2 separate regions of the Mus musculus genome follow, and region 1 is linked to region 2. The links are chromatin loops, found by intact Hi-C in ENCODE. Cell type or tissue: gastrocnemius. All regions are shown on one strand. Links, peaks and the distances in the headings refer to the core of each region. The heading gives the core; the rest is flanking DNA.

Region 1 (4,402 bases), core at 324-4,323, 69 kb after region 2:
AACCAAATAAACAAGGGTTTATTTGGATATGCAGTTCTAGGAGGTAAAGAGTTGACAACCAGCATGCATGGTGACTGGAGCAATAGCCTAAGACCTCACATCTTGACCTGCAAGCAGAAAGCAGAGAGAAAGAACTTGGAACTGCATGTGGCCTTGAGACACCAAAGCCTATCCCAGTTATATACTTCCTCCAATAAGGCTACACATTCACCAACTGGGAAATGATCTTTCAGACATCTGAGCCTAAGGGGAAATTTTTCAATCAAACCACCACTGCCTCCAAAAGTTTCTCCTTGGACTTAAATCCTTGGGGAAGACGGCAGTGTTCATGTAAGTACACTTGGAGGCCAGAGGAGAACAACAGGTGTCTTGTTCTATCTTATTCCCTTGAACATGGTGCTTGACTGGTAGCCAGAAATTCACAATAATTCTCCTGTGTCCACCAACCCTAAGGATGGGGTTACAGGTCTACACACACAGCCATTCCCAGTTTTTGATGTGGGTGCAATGGATTTAAACACAAGTGGTCACATTTGCACAGAAAGTGCTCCTGCCCACTGAGACCATTTCTCCAGGCTTCATTCACTCACCACTCTTTGAGAACACAGTCTATCTCAAGTTGGTCTCAAACTAGGTGTGTAGCTGAGAATGACTTTGAAATTCTATCCGCCTGTCTTAGTTAGGGTTTTACTGCTGTGAACAGACACCATGACCAAGGCAAGTCTTATAAAAACAACATTTAATTGGGGCTGGCTTACAGGTTCAGAGGTTCAGCCCATTATCATCAAGGTGGGAGCATGGCAGCATCCAGGCAGGCATGGCACAGGCAAAGCAGAGAGTTCTACATCTTCATCCAAAGGCTGCTAGTGGAAGACTGACTTCCAGGCAACTGGGGTGAGAGTCTTAAGCCCACACCCACAGTGACACGCTTACTCCAACCAGGTCACACCTATTCCAACAAGGCCACACCTCCAAATGGTGCTACTCCCTGGTCCAAGAATACACAAACCATCACACCACCAGATCCAGTTGATTCATTGTTGGAGACTGAGCCCAGGGTGGGTAGGGTGGGAGATTGCTAGCAAACATGCCAGAGATTGAGCTAGATTCCCAACTCCCTTCTAAATCGTACATAATAAGACCTTGTGCCATTTGACAAATGTCTGACTCCCACCCTCATTCAGTCTCTGGCAACCACTGATTCACCATCAAATTTTCTGATATTTTTGTACTGGGGCTGAGCTCAGGATTTCATGTCTGTTAGAAAAGAACTCTAGAGTCTGGAGACAAGGCTCAATGGTTACAAGCACTTGCTACTCTTCCAGGTGGCCTAGGTTTGTTGCCTAGCACCTGCAGAGAGACTTACAACCATCTGTAACTCTAGTTTCAGGAGATCTGCAGGGAGACTTACAACCATCTGTAACTCTAGTTTCAGGAGATCTGATACCCTTTTCTAGCCTCCAAGGATGCTGCATGCATGTAGTGTACATATATACATTCAGGCAAAACACTCATAAAACAAATATAATAAATTTAAAGTTCTCTATCACTGAGCTCTATGTCTATCTCCATTCTCTGATTCTGAGTTGAACTGTCTTTGAAATATCATCCAAGTGTTTTGTTTTATTTAAGAGAATGCTCTTCAGGTTCATACATGGAGTTGTCAAGTGGTCATATTTCCTTTTAGTAAAGTTAAATGGCATACCACTATATGAATATTCTGTTTCTTCTCCTCCTCCTTCTTCTTCCTTTTCCTCTTCCTCTTCTTTCCTCCTCATCCTATCCTCCTCCTGCTGTGGCTGCTGCTACACTTTGATTTCCACCAAGAGAGAAGACAGAACTTAGATTCTATTCTTTTTTTCAATTAACTTTATTTACATATACAGGTACTTTATCTGCCTGTATGTTTGTGCACCACCTGTGTGCCTAGTGCCTGTAGGGGGCAAAAGAAAGTATCAGATTCCCTGAAACTTCGGTTAGTAAGATTTGTGAGCCATCATGTGGGTGCTGTGAATTGAGCCTGGGTCATCTGAGAAAGCATCAACTAGTGCTCTTAACTGTTGAGCCTTCTCTCTAGCTCCTTGCAATGACTTGACTTGGACTCTACTTTGTCTAATACAAGGATGGTCATCCCTGCTATCTTTTATTTTCTTTCTGTTTAACTCCTTTTAGCATCCCTTCCTTTCAGTTTGATGTATCCTTAAATCTAAAATGTCTGAAGGAAACACAGATAAATCATGGTTTGGGGAGCAGGGGGAGTTTGTTTCTTTATTTTTTAGACAAGGTATCATGAAGCTCAAGCTAACCAAGAACTTGCTATATGGCTGAAGATGGCCCCAAACAACTTCTTTTATTTTTTAATTCATTTATAGATTTATTCAGATAGATAGTCACCTGACTCTCCCCCCAAGTGCCAGAACTAAAGACATGACCATGACCTCCTGAGGCTTCTACTTTTGCCTCCCAAGTGCCGAGATATAGGACCGAGCCACCATGCCTGGTTTTATGTTGTGCTAAGGATTAAATCTAGAGCTTTGCCCAGGCTAGGCAAGTACTGAGCCCATACCCTAGTCTGAACTTTTGGTTTTTAAATCATATTTTTCAGGGATAGAGAGATGGCTTAGTGGTTAAGAATACTTTCTGCTCTGTACGTCTGTAAGACCCTAAGGCCTTAGTATTGAGTGTGTGACCCCCCAAAAACACAACTTGATGGCAGATTGCTGCAATGTCAAGAGGTTTATTGTTCCGACACACGTGGGGTTGCTCAGCCTCGCAGGGAGAGTCAACCCCGAACTTAAAAAGCACAGCTCTTTTATACTCTTTTGGAGGTGTGTGTTGAACGGCTATATTATAATTGGTCAGCAATGCAGCAGTATATTTTTGAACTTATGGGTCACCTATTAACATCATGAGGAATTCTGGCAGCAAAGTCAGGGCAGTTTGTGGTTTTTCTCATAATTCAGTGTGGGGCGGAGTAGGGGAATTTTTCTGGGAAATGTTATTTTTGTTATGGTTATTTTTCCGAGAATTGTTAATCTTGTTTTGGCAGCTGCAAGCTTAGTCAGGTCATTCCCTTCAGAAGGGAAGGGGCTGGGTGGTTTTGAACTTATTTTGGATTCTACAGGTCAGGTTCTTAGCACCTGTGTGGTGGCTCACAACTGTCTGTAACTCTAGTTCAGACAATGTCTTCTGGTTTCCATGAACATTGCATGCATGTGGTGCACAAAAACATATGAACATATGCAGGCAAAATATTCATACACACAGATAGATGATAGATAGATAGATAGATAGATAGATAGATAGATGATAAGTAATGAATAAAAATTTATTAGCAAAAAGGTTAAAAAATTTATATATTCAAATTATTTTGTATAGCTTCTAGGTATTGTTATCTACACATAGATACTAAGTTAGCGTTTTTGTAAACATACAAAGGTTAGAACTTATTCTTCTCTCTTGATGATGCCACTAAGATTTATTTTTTCCACCCTTGGGTATCAAACCCAAGGCCTCACCAAGCCTGAATGTCAGAAGCAGGAGAGAAAGGGGAAACCAAGGCACCTTTCCTCCCTCCCACTTCCACCACTTCAAGGCCTGAAGTCAAGGACATCTACTCTATCTTCAAACATGGTTGCTGAATGACTCTAGAGCTACTGTAAAAGAGAAATGACACACTGGACATGATGCAAATGGCATTATCAGGCATTACACCTGAGTTACTAGGAAGCAAGGTCTCAGTGTACAGCTAAACTCAGCTCCAAGCACAGCAAAGATGGCAGGGATTTAGAGCCAACAAGCAGAGCCAAGGGACCAGCTGAGAAAAATAACTAAAGGTGACCTCATTAGGCATCATGGGTGGGGAGCTGTTGTTAGACTGGCCCAACAAGATTCTCACTAAAGGCTAGGTAAGGGATGCAATCAGATATAAATCACAGGCAGCATTCTTGTGAAAATAGACCCAGTAGGTTCAGGGCTTAGAGGGCCAATTATAGGCCAAACCAAGAAGAGAGGGCTCAGGAGACTGACCAAACTTTTATCACCTGGCCATAGCTTCTCCATTCTGCAAAGGCACTTGCTTTATACTCAAGCTCAGAATTCCCTTCCTGGCTTTGTTGTTTCTTGACTATTTTAGCTGGGGATGATGTGTCTTAGGTGTGTAATGTTTGCCTAACACACCCAAGGCCCTGCGTTTGATCCCCAGCATCTCATAAATCAAGCTCGGTAGTACACACCTGTAACTCCAGTACTTGGGAGGCAGAAATGAGGTGATCAAACGTTCAAGGTTATCATTCATTATATAGCAGGTTTGGTCTATGAGAGACCCTCCCTCAAAAAAACAAAAGAACTAGCTCAACTGATGAAGTCTGTGCCACCGAAGCATAGGAACCAGGGTTCACCG
Region 2 (4,402 bases), core at 298-4,297:
TCATAGACAGTATATAAGTTTACCATTAATTTCCATTTCAATCATAAGTAATAGATTTCTTCTTTTAAAAAGCCCAAAACAGGAAAAATCATTTATTAAAATCAATTATTAAAATCATTCATTATAAAAATCATTCTCAATATATTATTTATAAGATATTATAAGATCATTAAATCATTTATTAAAATCAATTATTAAAATCAATCATTAAAATCAAGTACATTCCCATGGATATTTACACATATTAATTTATTAATTTAATTTGAATAAAAGAAACTCTGTTCATAACCACCTATACCAACTGATTTGTAGTAGGTTCTTGGAATCGTTATATACAAAGTCTCCTAAATAATAAAAAAATTACCGTTTTTCTGCTTTGAAGTAGTCCGTATTTTGTGTTTATGTCAAAGACTTTATGAATGAAGAAAAAATAATCCAAACAAAAGTTGAAAATAGGAAAAATTGGCAGAGCTTATCATAAACCCTTAATATGTATGAATACATCAGCAATGGTATTAGGCAATTAAGATAGAAATATGATTTAATCCATAACTATAGCTGTTAATGCTATAAAACTGATACTATCTGGAAATAAAATATGAGTGTGATATTATCCAACACATCGTCTAAATGATTCATTTTTGGTCAGCCAACCAAGAACTTTATGAGCATAATAATGGGAATTTTATTCATTTGGAAGAAAAAACCTCAAATGCTAACATTATATGTGAAATATTTTCTCAGAGTACACACATCAATATCTAATGATATATTACTTGAATACTTTATATTAAAAACTGTATAACGATTTTAGATATAACACATTATAAGCTATGTGGAAAAAAACTAGATTGCTGGCTTTCAAAATGAAGGTATGGGGCTGGAGAGATAGCTTAACAGTTCAGAGTACTTGCTGTTCTTACAGAGAGCCTGAGTTCAGTGTTCAGGAGCTAGTTCATTTGGGTAGCTCCCAACTGCCTAACTCTAGAGGATCTAGTAACCTCTGAGGGCACCCAGCTCACACACACATACCCACACACAGATACATGCCTATACATCCTTTAAAACATTTATATATTTTATGTGTATTTGTGTATGCATACAGGAGAGCTGTTGGATTCCCTTGAACTGAAGTTAGGGACAACTGAGAACTACCATGTAAAAAAAGAACTTGAGTCCTCTCCAAGAGAAGTAAATGCTCTTAACTGCTGAGCCATTTCTATAGTCCTAAAATAAGCCTTTAAAAATATTGTTTTAAGAGCATACATGTATGTAGGTAGACATTTTACAGGACTTAGCTCCAGCATATACATAGAGAATATAAATGCCGACTACTGACTCTTCCACAAAATCTACACAGCGTGAAAGAGTGCACACGCTAGCCTTACAGCAAGAGGAGCATTGTCAAGTCCAGGTCCCCAGTGTCTCAGCAGAGGAATACTTTGGGCTTCAGGAATGAGGTAGAGTGGCCAACACAGAAGTTCAACTTTGGTGGACATAACAAATCTTTAAATGGGTGTGGAGAGGAATTGGGAATATAGCTCAGAGGTAGAATACGTGTCTGACATGCGTGAAACCCTGGGTTCAATTCACAGTCCTGAAAACCAAACAAGAAGGGAGAAAGCAGCCATTGCCCTGATAACTTGGTCACTTTTAGTCCGGGTCATACAACTTTCTGAATAAGGCTAGCTTATCAACAGGAAGCACCTGCTCGCCTTGATTAACTTGTGTGCAGGAATCCCTACAGCAGACATAAAGTTAGCTTTCCACTGGTTCACAGCATTATCTTTCCAGGCTTGAATTTATCAGAATGGGAGTGGGAGTGGGGCTGTTAAGACAGGTTGATAGATACCATATTAATTCTCAGAAGAATGCCTACAAAAGCTGAATTGGGGAAAAGATCAGTGATAAGAAAATGTCGCAAAGACACCAGAGCTGGCACCAGGAATTCAGCTGCAAAGTCCTGCAGAAGATGCGACTGGCATCCCAATATTCCACGTCTATAGAAAACACACAACATTTTTTGCCACGGCTAGAATTTGTTGATTGATTTTGGTGCTAAAGTTGAATAAAATGGAGGTCCCTGCCATAAGTATGCCCTGACCATTAAGGGCTTTTGTTTGTTTGTTTTCCTTGTTAATTTATTCTAAGCTTTCCTACATGTATACATATTATACATTAAGCACATTCCCCTCAGACTCTTATCCCCTCATTTTGCTCCTTCCTCCTGCAATTAGTATCCTTTGTCCACCTAGAGCATTTTGGTTCTATTTTTATATGACACATACACAATCTTTTGTACCTATATAAAATCTAAGATAAGCAATTGATAGAAAAATGATACTTATCTTTCTAAGAATCGCTCAATGTGATTACCCCCTGCTGCATGCATTGCCCTGCAAATGACATAAACTTCACTAGTGATTAAGGGGTTTGTTTGTTTTCCATTTTATGTGTTGGGATGTTTTGCTTGCTTGCCTGATGACTGCAGAGGTCAGGCATAAGATATCCTAAAACTGGAGTTATAGACAGGTATGAGCTGCTATGTAAGGGGCTGGGAATCAAACCTAGGTTCCAGAAGAGCAACCAGCACTCTTAACTGTTTAGCCATCTTTCTGGATCCATAGATTCATCCTTAATGATTGAAAAAAAATCCATTTGGGGACCAGCAATATGGTCCAGCAGGTGAAGGTGCTTGCCATTGGTTTGAATGAAAATGGCCCCATAGGACTATAAAAAATGGCACTATTAGGAGGTGGGGCCTTGTCGGAGTAGTTGTGGCTTTGTGAGAAGAGGTGTGTCACTGTGTGAGGTCTCAACTACTCAAGCCAGGCCCAGTGTCTCTTACTCTTCCTGCTGCCTATGGATCTAGATGTGGAACTCTCATCACCTCCTCTCCAGCACCATGCCAGCCCGTGTGCCACCATGATGATAATGGACAAACCTCTGCACTTGAAGCCATCCCCAATTAAATGTTTTCCTTTATAAGACTTACTGTGGTCATAGCATCTATTCACAGCAATAAATCCCTAAGACACCACTGTTGTATACGTTTCCTTCAAGGTTGTAGCATTCCACCCTGCTGGGAAACTCTTTAAACAGGAAGGTAATCAACTCAAAATATTTTCTGGAAGTCCCTGAAACTGAGCAGATCCACTAGGCCCTTCCTGCCAGAGTAAACAATAAAAGCAGAGAGACTCTTTCAGAGTAACTGAACTAAGCTATAAAGAAGACTCTCAGACAAGATGCAAACAAAATTTGAAACCAGACTAGCTACCTGGAAGGAGCAGAAAGCAGCTCAACTGCTGGAAGAGGTTTGGTCCAACCTAGAAAGGACACTCTCCAAACGTTTGAGCTGTCTGCAGTGTGCTCCAGGTTCCCAGCTTTGTGGGCTGTCACCTATCCTGGGATGGGTCTTGGTGGTGCAGTTGTCTTTGCGTCATAGTCATTTCTGCTACTGTAAGTGACCCCTCTCCCATATTCCTGTAAGTAACCCCAGTAAGTAATCTGTTGGTTCACCAAACTGGACTTGGATTGAGTCTGTACTGTTGTGCATTTCCTACTGGGGTGAGTAGATATGTGTATTGTGTCTCCTCAGGAAAAGTTTTGTCACACAATAGCCACCAAATCTAATGATATGAGTTCAATACCTAGAACCCACATGGTAGGAGAGAACTGACTCCTGCAAGTTGTCCCAGGACCTCTATGTACATATTGTGGCACATGTATGACCCATTCCATAAATAAATAAATGTACAAAAAATTCCATTAAGTGTATATCCTACATTTTCTTTATTCATCACTCTAGTATTTGATACAATAGGCGGTCTCAATAGAAGCTACTACAAAGATTGTTACAGCATATATTGATATGTGTTTGTGAGATGTGTTGACTAAGAGTCTTTGAGAAAATACCCAAGTGGTATGTATACGGTGTACTGGCTGGTTTTATGTATCAACTTGATACAAGCTAGAGTCATCAGAAGGGAGCCTCAGGTAAGGAAATGCCTCCAAGAGATCCAGCAGTAAGGCATTTGCTCAATTAGTGTTCAATGGGAGAGGGTCCAGACCACGGTAGTTTGAACCATCCCTAGGCTGGTGGTCCTGGGTTCTTTAAGAAAAGCTGAGCAAGCAATGATGAGCAAGCCAGTAAGCAGCACCCCTCCATGGCCTCTCTATCAATTCCTGCCTGCCAGTTCCTGCTCTGTTTTAGTTCCTGTCCTGACTTCCTGACTTCCTTCAGTGGTGAACAGCACTTTGGAAATACGAGCTGAATAAACCCTTTTCTCTCCAACTTGCTTTGTAGTCATGATGTTTCATTACACTGCAGCAATAGAAACCTAACTAGAACAACTGTGCCATATAGTAGATCTCTTTCTGAGTTGGTGGCTCTCTCTCTCTC

What was found. Peaks named below come from ENCODE experiments on the same cell type or tissue, not always from the same donor. Only the 100,000 strongest peaks of a DNase experiment are listed, where the experiment ranks them.
Region 1: it touches region 2 in a loop (2.2-fold over the local background); 2 of 42 quality-filtered maps call a loop at or near these places.

The regions. Positions count from the first base shown.
Region 1 is chr6:37,694,901-37,699,302 of GRCm38, forward strand. No RefSeq gene overlaps it. Among named protein-coding and RNA genes, the nearest start is that of Gm38791, 18 kb to the right of the region's middle. In gastrocnemius, for the core only: no CTCF peak of the experiment used is centred there; no DNase peak of the experiment used is centred there.
Region 2 is chr6:37,625,672-37,630,073 of GRCm38, forward strand. No RefSeq gene overlaps it. Among named protein-coding and RNA genes, the nearest start is that of Gm38791, 87 kb to the right of the region's middle. In gastrocnemius, for the core only: no CTCF peak of the experiment used is centred there; no DNase peak of the experiment used is centred there; H3K27ac peaks cover 1,068 bases.